Linked DNA regions of Mus musculus: region 1 is linked to region 2. Evidence: chromatin loops called from intact Hi-C (ENCODE). Cell type or tissue: gastrocnemius. All regions are shown on one strand.

Region 1 (8,000 bases), 160 kb after region 2:
ATGCAAACTGCAGATACAGAGTGAGTAACATTGTTAGAATCATTACCTTTGAAATTGAAAATATGCTCATATTGAAAATAATTGTATGTAAAGGAATTATATGGAGATATGAGGCGACAGCATCAGGACGTAAGTACTAGAGAGTGACTCAGTTAGTGTTTCCTCTGAGAGCTGCTGAGGAACCCGGCTGACTGATTCTCCCTTGGCCATTCAGGGCTGGCCACTCACATGGGCTCCTTCTTGATCTTCCCTTTCTCACTTCTCATTTTCCACACATAATTTTAAAATTCTAAAGACATTTCTGACAGGAATTATTCTCATGACAAAGATTATTATAAGAGCTGTCTTGTAGTTTTAGGAAGTAATTCATACATACAGTATTTTTGTGCCTGCCACTGTCCTAGCCAAATTCAGCAGTAAGACAACCAAGGCCAGTTTGTGTCTTCATATAAACTGGCGTGCAATCCTTAAACAGCTGAACAAAAAAGGATCTGTTGTGTCATGTGGACCATGGAATGTGTACCAAGTTATAAGAGATAAAATGAGTATGTCCAAGCTGGCGGTGAGTGGTAGGTTTGTGTTTTGTACAAAGTGAGTGTGTGGATAGACTACATCTCTAATGAGGTAGAACTTAAACAAATGGGGACCAAGCTGGGAATGAGCTCTTTGGGTGAAATATAATGACTGTTTAGGAAAACACATGAGGAAATCTGAATCCAGGCTTTAGAAAAATACTGCTGTCTTTCTTGGTTTTTAATATATAGCCCCCTCTTAATGGTGGGGTAACCTTTATTTGACTTTGCTTCTTCACATGTGAAGTGAGAGGAACAGCCATCTCGATGTGCTTGGTTGGCTGTTGAGAGTAAGGAGACACACCAATAGGAAATGATTCGGATTATGTCTGCATGGTATATCTGGTCAGTGATTATCAATGTAACATTGTTAGTATTCTGGACTTATTATTTTGAAAAGCAGATTTTAATAAAGCTTGTTATTAAACAGAATTATTTCCAGTGTTCACGGTGGGCCTCGTATCAATTGTTTATGGCAATCCATGAAAGCTCCTGGTTCCATCTTATGTTTTAGTTCTCTTTTGCTTTCATTTCTGGGTCATTTGGGCTGATAAAATAAGCATAATTCTAATTTGCTTTTGTAATGTCTTCACCCTTCTTATGCATGGGAAGGGGCTTTACTACCTTGAACAGTTTTCTTGCATATGCAGTCTGAATAAATGCAAGTGCTATAAACTACGTGCAGAGTGATGCAGAAGGTCAGGGTCTTATAACATAAAGTAGAGGAACATTAGTTTGTGTGTTTTTTAAATGTTTAATGAAATCACTAAAACGCACAAAGGAAGAATAATTGCCTTGGTTCTAAACTTTTTTACATTTTGTATTTTCATATACTATAGATACTTTGTCGTGCTCAACATTAATTTATGAAGCTGTGTTTCACAGCCCCTGGTTACTTTGTACAGCTGTAGTTGGCATTTGAGTTGCTATTAAGAATGAATACACACTAAAGTGCCTTAACATTGATAATTTTATTGCTACTTTGTGAGATTGTTTTCCTTTGGCCATTACTCTTTCATCATACTTTTCACATAAAATAGATGCCAGCCTAGGAACTTGCAGGGGGATTTTCACTGGTGTCTGGTAGTAGTAAATCAGATAACTTGAAGATGATTTTCTTCATAGAATGTTTGCAATTAAGATAATTTGTAATTTTCATGAAGGTATAAACTTTATAATTAGTTTTAAGTTATGCAAACCAGTTATCAATTTCTTTATGTTTCAGAACTTATAATGAGTCCTTTCCCATTTGCAGAACTGTAGTATAGTGTTAGTACTACTATATTTTTACGTGCTTAAGTGTAATGAGTTAGGACATCACCAGTTTTGCTTGTGTTCTTTGATGTATATATTGTTCAGTACCCAGAATTGCTTCTGGAAGTCTCAACAAGCTTGTTGATTTTATGCATGCTGTAGGCAGTCCTAATGTTTTAAGTCAGAGTGAATCCTAGCAGACTAGCACAACCTCATTTTATGGTTTCATATATTCAAAGCAGAGAAATAAATCATGATTCTATACAGTTGTATCAGTTGACTTATTGCTGTATTGTGATTGTAGATCTGGAGGACTGCTGTTTAAAGCCATGTCATGGGTTCTCAAATCAGTCAGGCGTGAAGCCTTGTCATATGCCTCTGTAATTGTACCTCACCAGACTTCCTCTAACTAGTCAGCTGGGGCTGTGCATTTTGTCTCAAACACCCAGCTGGCCAGCATCTGACAAGAGCTCTTTCTCATCATCCTGTCAGTAATATGTTAACTAGGGTGTACGTTTATGGTTTGTAGAAGCAGGTAAAAGCAGTGGATCTCTTGAAAGCAGATGTCTAAATGTTAGCACTATTGTGACCAACATATAGTTGGTAAGTATCGTCCTCTTAATGATGTACCCATACCATTTACAGACATTTGATTATAGATGCGTACTATTTCTGGAATATTTAGAGTGAGTGGTATGCTGTGAGTGCTGGAATTGTGTTAATAAAGTATACGTTCTCCTTTGTTATTGCTGTCCCCAGGCATGCAAGCATATGCTTTTCTCTCACCTTCTCATTAATTCTATCAAGGGCATATGTAGAAAGACATCTTGTGATCAGAAAATCAGCTATTAGATAGTAGTTTTTAAGGTTTTGACTAAGAGAGTCCAGAGCATTTTAACATCATTCTCTACATTGGATATATTAATTTTTCTTCTCTTAGTGGGGACATCTTCATTTAACTGAAACTTCAACCACACTGTGCTTTTCTGGAGATTAAGACTGAGCAGTTGTTGAGAGAACAGAACGCACCCAGGTTTGCTTCCTGATGGAAATTATTGAAGTGCTTTTGCCCTGGGTTTAAGATGGTAGCAGAGAAGCACGGTGTAAACTTTGGATCTGGAATTTTCTTAGAGGTCTTCTAGGAACAATTTTAAATTTTGCATTATCCTACAATCCCCATATTCTGAATAAGTTCCTGAAACTGTGGATAATGACTGCTTACCAGTGTATTATGTACATATATACGCTGCCCCTCTGAACAGACATTTCCATCAGAGCTTTCTGAGTGTGACTAAGTGGGAGATGGCTGGGATGAGGTGCTTGTGAAACACTTTGCAGGAAGGCATGTGTGCAGGGTGCTGCTGGTGCTGGTGTGGTGCTGGGGGAGGAGGGGGAGAGCAGGGAAAGGAGGGGGAGAAAGAGGAATAAGAGGAGGAAGAGGCCTTTTAAAAACTCTCAGCACTATTTCCCCTGTCTCACAGTTTCCCTCTTTTTCCAGGGAAGTGTGCACCCTTTTCTGGCTGAGCTTAGCAGCCTTTGTCTTTTAAAAATACACAGTTGGCCTTCACTTCATACATCAGGAGGTTTTATATGACAGCCATGGCATCCTGTTAGTGGTGCATTCAGTTACCATGCAGATTCTACCAGCTTGGCTCCTACAATGCTGCTCACCACAGCATTGATCTTGGAGGATTTCTGGTACCTCAATTAGGTTTTATATAGAAGGATGATGACTTGATTTTGTGCTATTGATTATAAACATGAAGTTTAAGAAAAGATCTATCTGTCTGTCTGTCTATCTACTATCTATCTACTATCTACCTACCTATCATCTGTCTCTGTCTGTCTGTCTGTCTGTCTGTCTGTCGTCTTCTCCGTTCTTTGCCCAAACTGCTGCTGAAGATAACTTGATTTCTGTATTTGTATGGTTTCTTCTTTTTTTAATTCTTATGTTGGAGTTTGGCAGCATTTTTCTTTTGATGTGTGCCCTCTGGTTATAAACTGTCAAGCACCTGACTGTAGATACCGAACTCAACATTTTCACAGAGACCTTGTCTGTTTTGATAATCATACCTTACTACTTAGGGCTGACTTGGTCAATGACCTCATCCACTCCTGCATCTTCCCCAGCAGAGACGCCTAGATCCTGCTTCTGCAGCTCCTTTTCTCTGACCCCTGGCTCCATTCCAGCTGCCCACTGTCTTAGTTAAGGGAACGATCACTTCTCATGGACATTTCTTTCAGTAACATATATTGATCACCAACATCTCAATTTGCATAAGATATTATCAGTATCATCTCTGTAACAGTGCATAGTGTGTTAGTCATCGTTATGAGCAAATAATTTAAAATGATTTAATTATCACTCATTATGTTATAAGTGTTGTTGATGTCTAAAGTAGATAGTTGAAAAAGAGATCTTTTAAAACTCAGGCAAACTTTCCATCCTCATAAAACTAGTGTGTAGTTAAACTAATCTGTCTGACTCTCAAAGAATGTGTTCTCAACCTTCATGCAGTTTTGCCCTTTAATCATGACTGTTATAAAACCAAATATATCTTTATGCTTTTTCCTAGTATTTCATCATTCCCACTAATGAACTTTAGAGTTTCATAATTTCATTTTTTTAAAACATCTGAGCAACATTCCATAGTATAAATGTGCATTTTCTTTCCATTTATCTCTTGATGAACATTTAGGCTGTTTACAGTTTTCTGCCTACTATGAATAGAGTACACGTGCACACACACATACACACACACATACACACACACACACATATATGGTTAAGCTATTGTCTCTGTAGTAGGACAGAGTGTCCTTTGGGTATATTCCCAAGAGTAGAATACCTGGATCTTGGGCCAAATGTATCCCAGCTTCCTGAGGGACTCTGTGCTGGACCTCTCGTCAGATGTGGTCGCTCTCAGGAGACTGTCTCTTCAGGCAGTAGTCATGCACAGCAGGCTTTAACAAAAGGACATTTGAGTGAATACATGAAATCATGCCTTTCATTCTTGCCCAGGTGTGTTTTCAAGGTTCCCCCTGATAAAACATTCTAGTTTCCAGCTCCTCCCATCCTTCTTACTCCTGAACACGTCCTATACTCACTGCTAGGCTGATGTTGAAGTATCAGTGAAATCCTTGAGCTTTTTTATTAAGTTGCAATTTCTTAACTTCAAAATTGTGTTTTTATGCATGAGAGGCCAATTTACATGTAGACTTTGTGTTGTTGTTGTTGTTTTTAACAATTTATTTATTTATTTATATGTATGTGAATATACTGCTGCTATCTTAAGACACACCAGAAGAGGGCATCGGATCCTATTACAGATGGAAGAGCAGTCACTGCTCTTAACCCTTGAGCCTTCTCTCCAGACCCCTAGACTTTATTTTTTTAAATGATGGGTTTTGTGTATGTGTTTTCTGTTACAGGATGTTAATTTTTAAAGAAGCTGATCTAAATGTTAATGACTCCAGGAAAAAGTGTCAATCCATCTTGAACTCTTTTTAGTTCTGCTTATTTATAGTGCAATGTTGATTCTTGTTCAGTGTGTGAGCTGACCTGGCTTAGGATTCTTTTGGCCTTTGTATAGTATGAGGTAAATGTAAGACTCTCTCTCAGTAAGACTAGTTTTGTATTCACTGTTCATTTTCATGTGCTCCATAAATGAAATTGCTGTGTTTGTTCCTGTAACTGGCCCTGAGACTGTGTTTGATGCATGTGGCATCTTGTCCATGCATCTTCATTTTCATCCTGCTCCAGAACCTCAGAAGGCTGAGTTTTTCTTGGTAGAGTGACACCGTCTTTTGTTCCTTAAGCATCTCCAAGTTAGTCATGGGGGTTGTTGTTGTCTTGTTATTAAAATTATTCATTTATTTGCATTGAGATAGTATCAAGAATTACTACAGAAACACCCTTGGCTCTACTTCTAGTCCTCTTTGCTCTTGTTTCCTTTTGTCTGTTGAAACCAGTCACTGCGGCCAGTGGCCAGTACTTCTTTAGCAAATAGATTTCATGGCTGGGGGTAATCTTATCTGCCAATTCAGAAACAGTTCCCTAGTCTACTAGTAAGCTTCAGCTGTCGATTTTTTTTCCCTGATGGAGTCTCAGTTGGAGATTGCCTCTATCAGACTGGTTTGTTGGCATGTTAATGTAGGAGTGCTCCGTCTCATGAGGACAGTGCCATCCCTATGTAGGAGGTCCTGGGCTGTAAAGAAAGCTAGCTGAGCAAGCCAGTAAATGGTGTTCTTCCATGGGCTCTGAACCACTTTATGACCTGACTTCTCTCAGTGAACTGTGACTTCCAAGTATAAGCTCAAATAAATCTTTTACTCTGGGAGTTAATTTGAAATAGTTAACACCCCAAAACAAAGGAAGAGCTTTATGTTAAAAGAAATACTTGGCATTTGGCAAATTTTTCTAGAAATAGGTTATTAATTAGAGTATTGATTTCTTTGTAAATTGATCAAAACATTTTAAATTAATCTATTTACATTTTGTGTGCCTGTATGTGCATGTCTGTGTGCCACAGTGTGTGTGTGTGTGTGTGTGTGTGTGTGTGTGTGTGTGTGTGTGTGTGTAAGTTAGAGGGAACGTGGGGGAATCAGTTCATGCCTTCTTTGATGTGGATTCTGAGGATCAACTCAGGTTTTCAGTCTTGGAGGCTAGCCTCTACTGATTCATCTTGATGACTTTGTTAAAATTCTTATGTCAGTTACTATGTATGAAGATGTTAAAAGTTACAAATTGTGATTCTGTAGTGGTATCAATGAAACAAAGCCTATCATTTTAGTAGAAACTCTTAACAGAACTGGGGAGACGGCTCAGGATCTATGAGTTGCTTTTGCACAAGCATGAGGATCTGGTTTGAGATTCCTAGTACCTATATAAAAGCTGGGCTGTGATGGCCACACCTATTACCCTACCATAGAAGGGGAGGAGACAGGCTGATCCAAGTGACTCACAAGCCTGCCATTCTAACTTAAATGGTGAGCTAAAAGTAGAAGGGGACCCCCCCCCACTTTTAAGGATGGAGAACAATAGAAAACTATATGTGATGTTTGCTTTAGGCTGTACAAACTCATGCACTGCACACACTTGTGCACACACATACATACCTCATGCACACCCTCTCATTATGAGAAATAGAGGAGGGGGCATGGCACACTAAATTCACTTCAGTGGCAGTCAGTTTTTCTTTTAAGCTATACCTGATATATAGAAATATAGTTTGCATATTAATTAACAATATAATGGGATTATTTGATCTATATTTTAAATATAAAAATATGAGATTAAAACAAAAACTATGATATGAATGTTGGATAAGATAGAATGACAGAGGAAAAGAGTACAAGAGAGGGTACCAGAGTCAGAGACCTTCTTATTCATATACTTAGGAGTTCAAAAACCCACTCAACTGGAAGATATAAAGTAGGCCCAGAGGACCTTTTGCCGACCCGTGCAGACCCTGGGCATATTTCTTCTGTCTTTGTAAGTTCATTTGAGTTTCGCTCACGTTGATTTAGAAGACCTTATTTATTTGGTCTCCTCCATTTCCTCTGGCTCTTACATTGTTTCTACACCCTCTTCTGCTATGATTTAGTACATTTATAAACAGAAAAAATTTAGGGCACATAACCCTTTTTCCCAGAAAAAAAAATCCAAACTAAAAAAAAAAAAAAAAAAAATCTTTTTCTAAGTGGGTCAGTGCAGAAAGCTTCCCCAGTCAGCAGTCATGTCTAGTTCCTGTGCGCTGGTGTTAGGTGGAATTAAAGCAAGTCTGGCGTTTGCAGTCACTGCCACAAAGAAAAACACACATTGGGTTCTTGTGGAATGCAAAGATGGTTCTTGCTACTTTAGTTCATAAAAAGGTGAATTCTTGAAAGGATTTTATAGCATGTTTAGGCTACATTATGTGATTACTATATGTCTTAGTCAGGGTTTCTATTCCTGCACAAACATCATGACCAAGAAGCAAGTTGGGGAGGAAAGGGTTTATTTGGCTTACATTTCCATACTGCTGTTCATCACCAAAGGAAGTCAGTACTGGAACTCAAGCAGGTCAGGGAGCAGGAGCTGATGCAGAGGCCATGGAGGGATGTTCTTTACTGGCTTGCCTCCCCTGGCTTGCTCAGCCTGCTCTCTTATAAAACCAAGACTACCAGCCCAGA
Region 2 (8,000 bases):
ACAGTGCTGTCTGTGTGTTTCATGCTTTTTACACTTTAACTAAATATGCATATTTTTCTAAAGTGGATCCAAAATATGTATGTGCATATTACATTTTTACATATTTGTTGTTATGCTTATTTGCAATTTTCATTTGAGGCTGATCTCTGTTGTTGTATGAAGGCCTAATTGACATGGCCCTATTTGAAGATTATCGACTTTGTCCTTATGGATAATTCTGTCATTTTTTGAGTTTCCTTAATATAAATAGCACTGTGGAGCAGATTCTCATGTCCAAGACCTTGTGCATGTGTCCTGAAGTTACTCTGTTATAACAGGCAATGGTCCAGGTTACAGTGTTGGACTAGAGTTGCCCATGCCAGCTCTATTGGCATTTTTTCCCCTTCATTAAAAACATGTATGTGTCTATGTATATCTGAAGAAGTCTGTGCCATGTGTGTTCAGATGTCCACAAAAGCCAAAGGAAGATATCAAATCTCCTGGAGCTGGTGTTAATGGAGATTTGTGAGCCACCTGATGTAGGTGCTGGCAAAGAAACAGGTCCTCTGCCGGAGAGATAAGCACTCTCAACCACTGAGCTGTCTCTTGAGTTCCCTGTATTTCTAAAATCTCTAAAAAGTTAGTGATTTGGCTATTAAACCCAAGAGCTATTAAAATTGTATAATAGGAACATATGATTAAGTGAATTGTATTGAAACAAAGGTAATACTCAAAGCTAATCTCTTACTAATTATTTTACTGAGTGCATGAGAATTATCTATGCCTGAGGCTATTAGCAGTTATGATAGCAGTCTAAGGAAATACTCTATACTGTGTGTGACTATGTTTCTTGTCCCACCTCTTCCCCAGGTGACATTGCATTGTCTACTTGCAATCACCTGTGTTAGAGTATTTTCACAATATAGTGTCATGAATCAGAGCTGAATTTATCACTTTGCTCACCAACTAGACATTAAAAAAATGAGATCCAAATCATAATGCACACAAATAGTGTATTGTGTGTGCAATCCTTAAATAGCACAAAAATTAAGGGATTTTCCTTCCAGCCCTCCAAATCTATTATCCCACAACACCTCCAAAGTCTCATTAGACGGCTACATTCAAATTCTTCAGGAAGCGATGGATGATTTAGTGAATGACAGAGAAATTTAAAGCTCTAATTCAAGAATACTTCACTCAAAAACATATTTATGGTGGAAAAATTATTTTGTTTTGAAAGAAAATACAGGAGATTATCTTTGTAGCTCATAAGGAAGCCCCACTCGGAACCATTTTTCAGAAACAGTCTCATTTGTCAGATGTAAAGTGTGTAGATGGATGGCTGTGTCCAGCTATTACCTTCGTCTGACCCATCTCTTGTTCATGCTGTCGCTGGGAAGGGGTTCCCCAGACGATGACTGAACAAAGAACTAGTCAATGTTCAAGCTATTTCGACCTAATGTAAGATGCCCTGGAAGACATTTTTGATTCTGGAATCCATGCAAGGGGCAGAAATCTTATCAGTTCTGCATTCAGATCTAATAACCTCCCCCACTCATTCTTCCTCATTTTATACATATCATACCCGCATATGACCCAACTTTATCTCAGAGTCTGTTCTCTGGGAAAGCCACTTAGCACAGTCTTTAGAACAAGGAGTTAGGGGAGGTTTTACCCTTTCATAGTTTAAAGTTTTATTCTGAGACTCTTTTGGCTTTGTGTTGGAATTACTGATTTTTATCACAGTTAAGACTCGTATACAATTCTACTGTTTGAAATCTCGAAGAATGATTTTGGGCTCTTGGGCATGTGCCAACATGCCTGACCAAAAGTACATTTACTTAGGATGCTATTGTTGTCATGGCTGCGAGCTTGAGCATCAAGCCTTCTCCTAAGCAAATGTTTGCCTGATTACTGTTGGTCAGCACTGCCTTCAAACAGCAGGCGGTTAATGATTGTTTCAAATTGTCCCTCTTCTTCATCTTACAAAGAAGAATCAGGGCTGGAGACACTTATCAGGAATGCTGTGGCCAATTGACTGTGTTCCATCTTAAATTGGTGTGGTGGGACGAGTGTGTGTGTGTGTGTGTGTGTTCCAGCTTTACTCAGTAGTATTACCATTGCATCTAAATAATTGCTGTTTAGCTGTACTTAGGAAATATATTTATATTATTTTTGTAACAAAGAGTCTTGCCCACATTGCTTCAAAATAGCACAAAGGAGTGCCTGCTGCATGGGAGGGGGAATGTCTTCCAGCACTTGGCTAGTATCTAATACTCTCCAGTGGACACCAACTATATCCCTGTTGGCTGGAGGCAGCACATACATGCTGCAGCTATAAATAGAAAGGTTGTGCAAATATGCATGGGTGTCGCCCTTCTACCACACACGTTCCTATTCTGTGATCTTTTCTTGATCTCAGATAATTGGCCTTTTCCACCCTGTAGTGCCAAGAAGATGAGAGCCATATGTTCACCAATTGGACTAGGAATGCACACCCTAGCATTTCTTGGAAATAAAATAAGGCACAATTTCTTTAAAAAGCCATTTAGAGATTGATATTGAATGAAGAACAAGTAGGAACGAAAAGGAAATAGTTATATTGTAAAACTTTAAAGTTAGCTGATTCCAAACCTCTTATGACACAGAGCAAGCAGCATTTATCTGATGAGGCATGGTGCTAGACTAGACTCCGTGGCAGGAATGATTTAGATTCTGGCATTGCAAAGGTCTTAGTTCTCTGTGTAAAATTTAACACCCCCAAATCGCCTAGATGTGAATGAGAAAGACACTGTGCCCATCCCGGTCAGCCTTCAAGCAAAGCTAATCAGAAGATGTGCTCAGGCAAGGAGAGAGCCCAGCTCCTTGTCTACCCGGTCAGGGCCACACTCTCGGAATTTAGTTTCCCCCAAAGAATAAAGATTTCTCTTTGTTTTCCTTGTGCCTATCAAACATCTGGTCGCAGTGCTTCTCCCAATTCAGTTTATTCTGTAGGGTCTGAGAACCAGAAAAAGAAAAGGAGAAACTTTTCTCATGATTACCCAGAGCAAATGAAGTAAAATGTATAACTGGAATTAAAAAGGAAAAATCTACCAAACTAAAGAGATGGGAAACGCAGTTTATGTTCAGGTTGGTTTAGAGTTTAAAACAGAGATGCCTGGGAGCAGGCCATTATAATAATATATAATGGTAACATTCCACCAACAGCTTAGTTTCACTGTGTTTAGATGAATCACTTATGTCAAGATATTGGGGGAAAAGAAAAAAATCCATGTAAAGACATACATTCCCAGTAGCTTTCTGCCGTGCTTGTGGCAACAAAAACAATATTGTCACACCCTCAGGCCTTGAAACATCTGACCCAGCGAAGGACTGGCTATACTTCAAATGTTGCTTCCCACAGCCTCTAGTTCCAAGTCTGTGGATGTGCTACAGAGGATTATTTTGTCATCCTTCATGTAGCAAAACTAGTATATTTAATCAACCTTTAAGACATTTTCCTTTATTCTTTGTTACCTGAAAATAGAATACATTTTATCTTAATAGCCCATTGTTAATTAGCTAGTATTTCTTTCATTAAAAAAATAAAAATAAAATAATGGCCCATTTTAAAGTAAAAGAAATAAAATAACACAACAATGATATCCATATCAATTTCATTTTTAAGACCTTCTTTGCACTAGCCACAGTATTAATTACTTTATAATTAGTATATTTTTTGCAAGGTTGGGAGCCAGTATCTCCCTCGATAGCATAGGCTTGCCCTGAATTCATGGTCCTTTTAAGAGCCACACACAGGCTCTCAAGTACTGGAATTGTAAATACCACCTGCCACCAACCCTAGTTTTGGAACTATCATCACATCTAAAGAGATAAGAAAGTAATAATATACAGGTATTGGCCTTGTTTTGTATACTAAAGAACAGGTATCAAGTGAGTTAATATATATGGGATATATGTTAGCTATAGACAGGTCTATATCTAGATATAGATATATCCAAGTTAGATATAGATAGACCTGCCAGATCTGTCTGAATACAGACTGCACCCTTCCACCAAGTTATCATGCTTCCTGCTGCATCTTGTCCACAGTTAAGGACAGCACAACAACAATGGTAAAATCATTACAGCAGCAAGCATTTATATGCCATTCATGTGAATGAAACTGCATATGTGTGCATATGCTTGCATACTCATTTGATAGAACCAATTAATGAATAGGAACACCACTGCCACTATTTCACAGAAGAGGAAGGGGAGTCCCAGAAGCATTCTTCAAGTGGCAGAGCCAGCACTGAGTCAGGCAGACTGTTTAGGTTTGCCCACAAGGATATCAGCAAGAAGTACCAAGAGCCTCTCTTCCCAACATGAGCACCCAACTCAGTCTCCACAAACATTCATTAATCTATTTCAGGAAACAAGTTAATTCAAATTCCAGTTGATTATCTCCCTACGACTTCTCCTGAGTCCCACAGGCTTCTCCCAGAACATAGTTTTGTAAGCTTCAAAGTAAAGGTATATATAATTATTTCTTTGGGGGCATTTTATTGGGAGGTCAGGACTGAGCCACATAAAACAAATTAAATTGTAGGGCACAGAGGGAAGAAGTATACCAACACGTTTAGCACTTAGCATGAGCCAGGCAGTTTGTTTATGTGTGTATATTCTCTCAGCACCTACAGCTTTCTATCGTTTTCATTGTACAGAGGATGGTGAGAGTAGGTGGGACTTAGAGAGACACAAATAAGATGACATCATTGGTAGAGCATGTCTGTGTGATTACCTAAGCTGACACACCAGAAAAATGTTCAAAATGAATTCTCGGCACAGGAAGAAAGAGAAACCTTTGCTGTGTTCTCTAAGGACAGAGAGGGCGCACTAGGAAGCTGTCGAAACTACGTGAGGAAAAGCCTGACAGCATTGCCACATTGAGGAGGACATGGACGCTAACGGAGCCAAGGTGTTTCACAAGAGTGAGAAATGGGTCTGGCTTCCATCTCTGTTTATCCCCCTGGGTGCTAGGAGACATTGTGGAGAGTTTTCAGTCGGAAGTCATTGTGTGACTTGGTGAGACCTGACTCTGAAGGACAATATCATAATCAGTAAAAGGAAATTATTGTTTACTGAGCACCAAAGAGCACATCTATTAAAACTAACGATGAGATTAATGGAAAGTCTACAGTTAAAATTCAGAATTTGGCAAATGATATAGAAAGTTTGGCCAATTTTTTTTTCCCACAAATCTGCTGCACTTAAAAAAAAATAGTTAAAGATCTTCAAAAATAATGTCCAGGCAATTGAAAAAGCCAGCATGTGATTTACAATATGCCATTGAATTTGAAGCGCTTTGCGAGAGCGTTTACTTGTAGCTCATGAAGACAATGATTTAAAGCATGGTCTGGAGCCACCAGCGTGGGCAGGAGTGGAAAAGGTTACTGCAAAACAGCCTGTCTTCCCTTGCGTAGAAAAAAACCAGAAGCAGGGAGTATATCTGTAGTCAGTGTGTCTAAATGGCTATATCACCCTAAAAAATGTGGGTCAACACTGGGCTTTAAGAGTCAAGAGGAATTCCTCCTCCTTCCCCCTCCCTCTGTCCCCTCAGGACCTGTGAGCCCCTCCTTGGTGATCAGGGTGGGAGATAAAACAGCGAGGAGCTGGAACTGAGATTTGGAACGGAGTACTCTGAAATCGCTACACCAGCTGGAGCAGAGAGTCCAAAAAAACAAAACATAAATTTCTTGGAAAATGACCCTGTCTTTTGGCAATTATTACCATGAATGAAAATAACTCAAAATCCGAAGTGTAGCGTGTCTTCCCTCGCGTTCCTTGGAGCTGCGTTCTACTCTCGTGTTTTCTGTCATGATTGTAGCTGACAGACTTTGAAGGACACATACTATAAGACAATATCAAATTTTATTTAGTCCGATGATTTTTTTAAAGATTTATTTGTTTTATTTATATGAGGACACTGTAGCTGTCTTCAGACACACCAGAAGAGGGTGTCAGATCCCATTACCAATGGCTGCTGGAAATCGAACTCATGACCTCTGGAAGAGCAGTCAGTGCTCTTAACTGCTGAGCCATCTCTCCAGCCCCTAATTTGAAGATTTTTTCTTTTGTGTTGTACTTACCTGGCAGGGGAGTTTTCATGGCCACAAAGATAAGGGTTTCCCAGAATTCGATGGAACTCTTGCCTGCAGAATGTGCCGACCTCTGACCTGTGTCCAAATATAGGAAACTCCATGGAACAGTTTTGGATCATGTATTCACACTTGTTTCTGTTATTAAAAAATGTTATAAATTTATTTCTGTGGGATAATTCCAAAGTGATAAATATATTTAAATTTTACTAATATATACACTTTGAACATTTCTATATTTCTACATAAAATATAATAATTTAGTATTATGAGTGATAAACCCCTGTGATTAGGACCTCATAGTGGAACTGAAGGAAACAGTAGAAGGACTTACTGCTTTTTGCCAACTATTTGAGGGGGGGAGTCATATGTAGTATAAGGAGCGTGAATAATAAATTCTAGCTTATTCATGGTAAACATACCATGAACAACGAGGGTCTTTCTCTGAACAGATAAGGTTCATCTTTGTAGCATCATAGATGCTTTGAGTTTGGGAAGCCAGACAGACTAAAAAGAAAATTGTTTTACCTGTTTTGTACCAAAGAACGTTGCCCCCCCCCTCTGCCCCTGTTGTTCTTTCTTACACTCTCTCAGTGTTTGCAAATTTAGCAGTGAATATGAGCATGACATTATATTTCACTAACTCCCTCTTGAAGTTGGAATTCTAGTCTCAGCTTTGCTGTTTAACAATATGGTCTTGAGCATCCTTGACCCCTGGGATTCAGTTTTTGCTATGCTTTTTATTTTTCTCCACCCATGTATTTCAACATATTTACTATATGTCTTCTCTTATGCCTAACCCTGTATTAGACACGGGGGTGGGGTGTAGAAAAATGAACACTTTACGTAAAAACTCAAGCCTTGGCAAGCTCAAAAACCTCTGAGAGGATATAGACAAATCATTGTAATGATAATTAGATGGTTATGGTTTTTTGCATTTGTTTGTTTGTTTGTTTGTTTGTTTTTGAGACAGGGTTTCTCTGGTAGTCCTGAAACACATTCTTCTGTAGAACATGCTGGCCTCAAACTAAGAGATGTGCCTGCCTCTGCCTCCAGAGTACTGGAATTAAAAACATGCATCACCACCATGTGGCTGATGTTATAGGTTTTTGTTTGTTTGGTTTTTTTGAGTGGCAGGAAGGAATATAGTAGTACATAGGCTGACATGTAACAATAGATTCTAAAGTTTTCTGTATGAATTCTAAATTCCAAAGTGTGTCTGCCACATAGTGGGCCTAATAAACTGTGTCTGAGTTGCAAACTGTGTCATTTGAATAAGAGTAAAACTATTAAGGAACCAGAGTTTCCTAGGTTTTGTTTTATGCCACCTACTTGTCAGGAAACAGAAAACAATCTTCTTGTTGGTGGGTCGAAAGAAAAGGGAAGAATTTGCCTTATCTTGGGAATAGAAAAAATATTTCAGGAACTGAAATTTAATATGTCTCTTTGACATGCATAAACCTTAAAGAGTTCATATAAGCAATTTGGAGAATTTTGTTTGTTTGTTTGTTTGTTTGTTTGTTGTTTTCCACACTGCTTTGGTGTCTTATTCAAAAGTTCATTCTGCCAGGCGTGGTGGTGCACGCCTTTAATCCCAGCACTCTGGAGGCAGAGGCAGAGGCAGGCGTATTTCTGAGTTCGAGGCCAGCCTGGTCTACAGAGTGAGTTCCAGGACAGCCAGGGCTAAACAGAGAAACCCTGTCTCGAAAAAACAAACAAACAAACAAACAAAGTTAATCCTTTGATGAGTACCTTTATCTTATGTTCAGAAAGAGGCTTAGAACGCAGGCGAATGGCTTAGAACGCAGGCGAATGGCTGCTTAACATTGAGCAAGGGATTTAGATTGAAGGAATTCAATTCCGTTTTACACAACTCATCAC

What was found. Hi-C counts contacts between places; a loop is a spot of excess contacts. Peaks named below come from ENCODE experiments on the same cell type or tissue, not always from the same donor. Only the 100,000 strongest peaks of a DNase experiment are listed, where the experiment ranks them.
Region 1: a loop joins it to region 2, with 2.6 times the contacts of the local background. A loop is called at or near these places in 2 of 42 quality-filtered maps.

Annotation. Positions count from the first base shown.
Region 1 is chr1:139,065,189-139,073,188 of GRCm38, forward strand. All of the region lies in intron 9 of Dennd1b (DENN/MADD domain containing 1B), which reads left to right. Among named protein-coding and RNA genes, the nearest start is that of 4930596I21Rik, 92 kb to the left of the region's middle. In gastrocnemius, no CTCF peak of the experiment used is centred here; a DNase peak (open chromatin) is centred at 4,008.
Region 2 is chr1:138,907,558-138,915,557 of GRCm38, forward strand. No RefSeq gene overlaps it. Among named protein-coding and RNA genes, the nearest start is that of 1700019P21Rik, 35 kb to the left of the region's middle. In gastrocnemius, a CTCF peak has its summit at 4,830; no DNase peak of the experiment used is centred here; H3K4me3 peaks cover 1,478 bases; H3K27ac peaks cover 1,572 bases.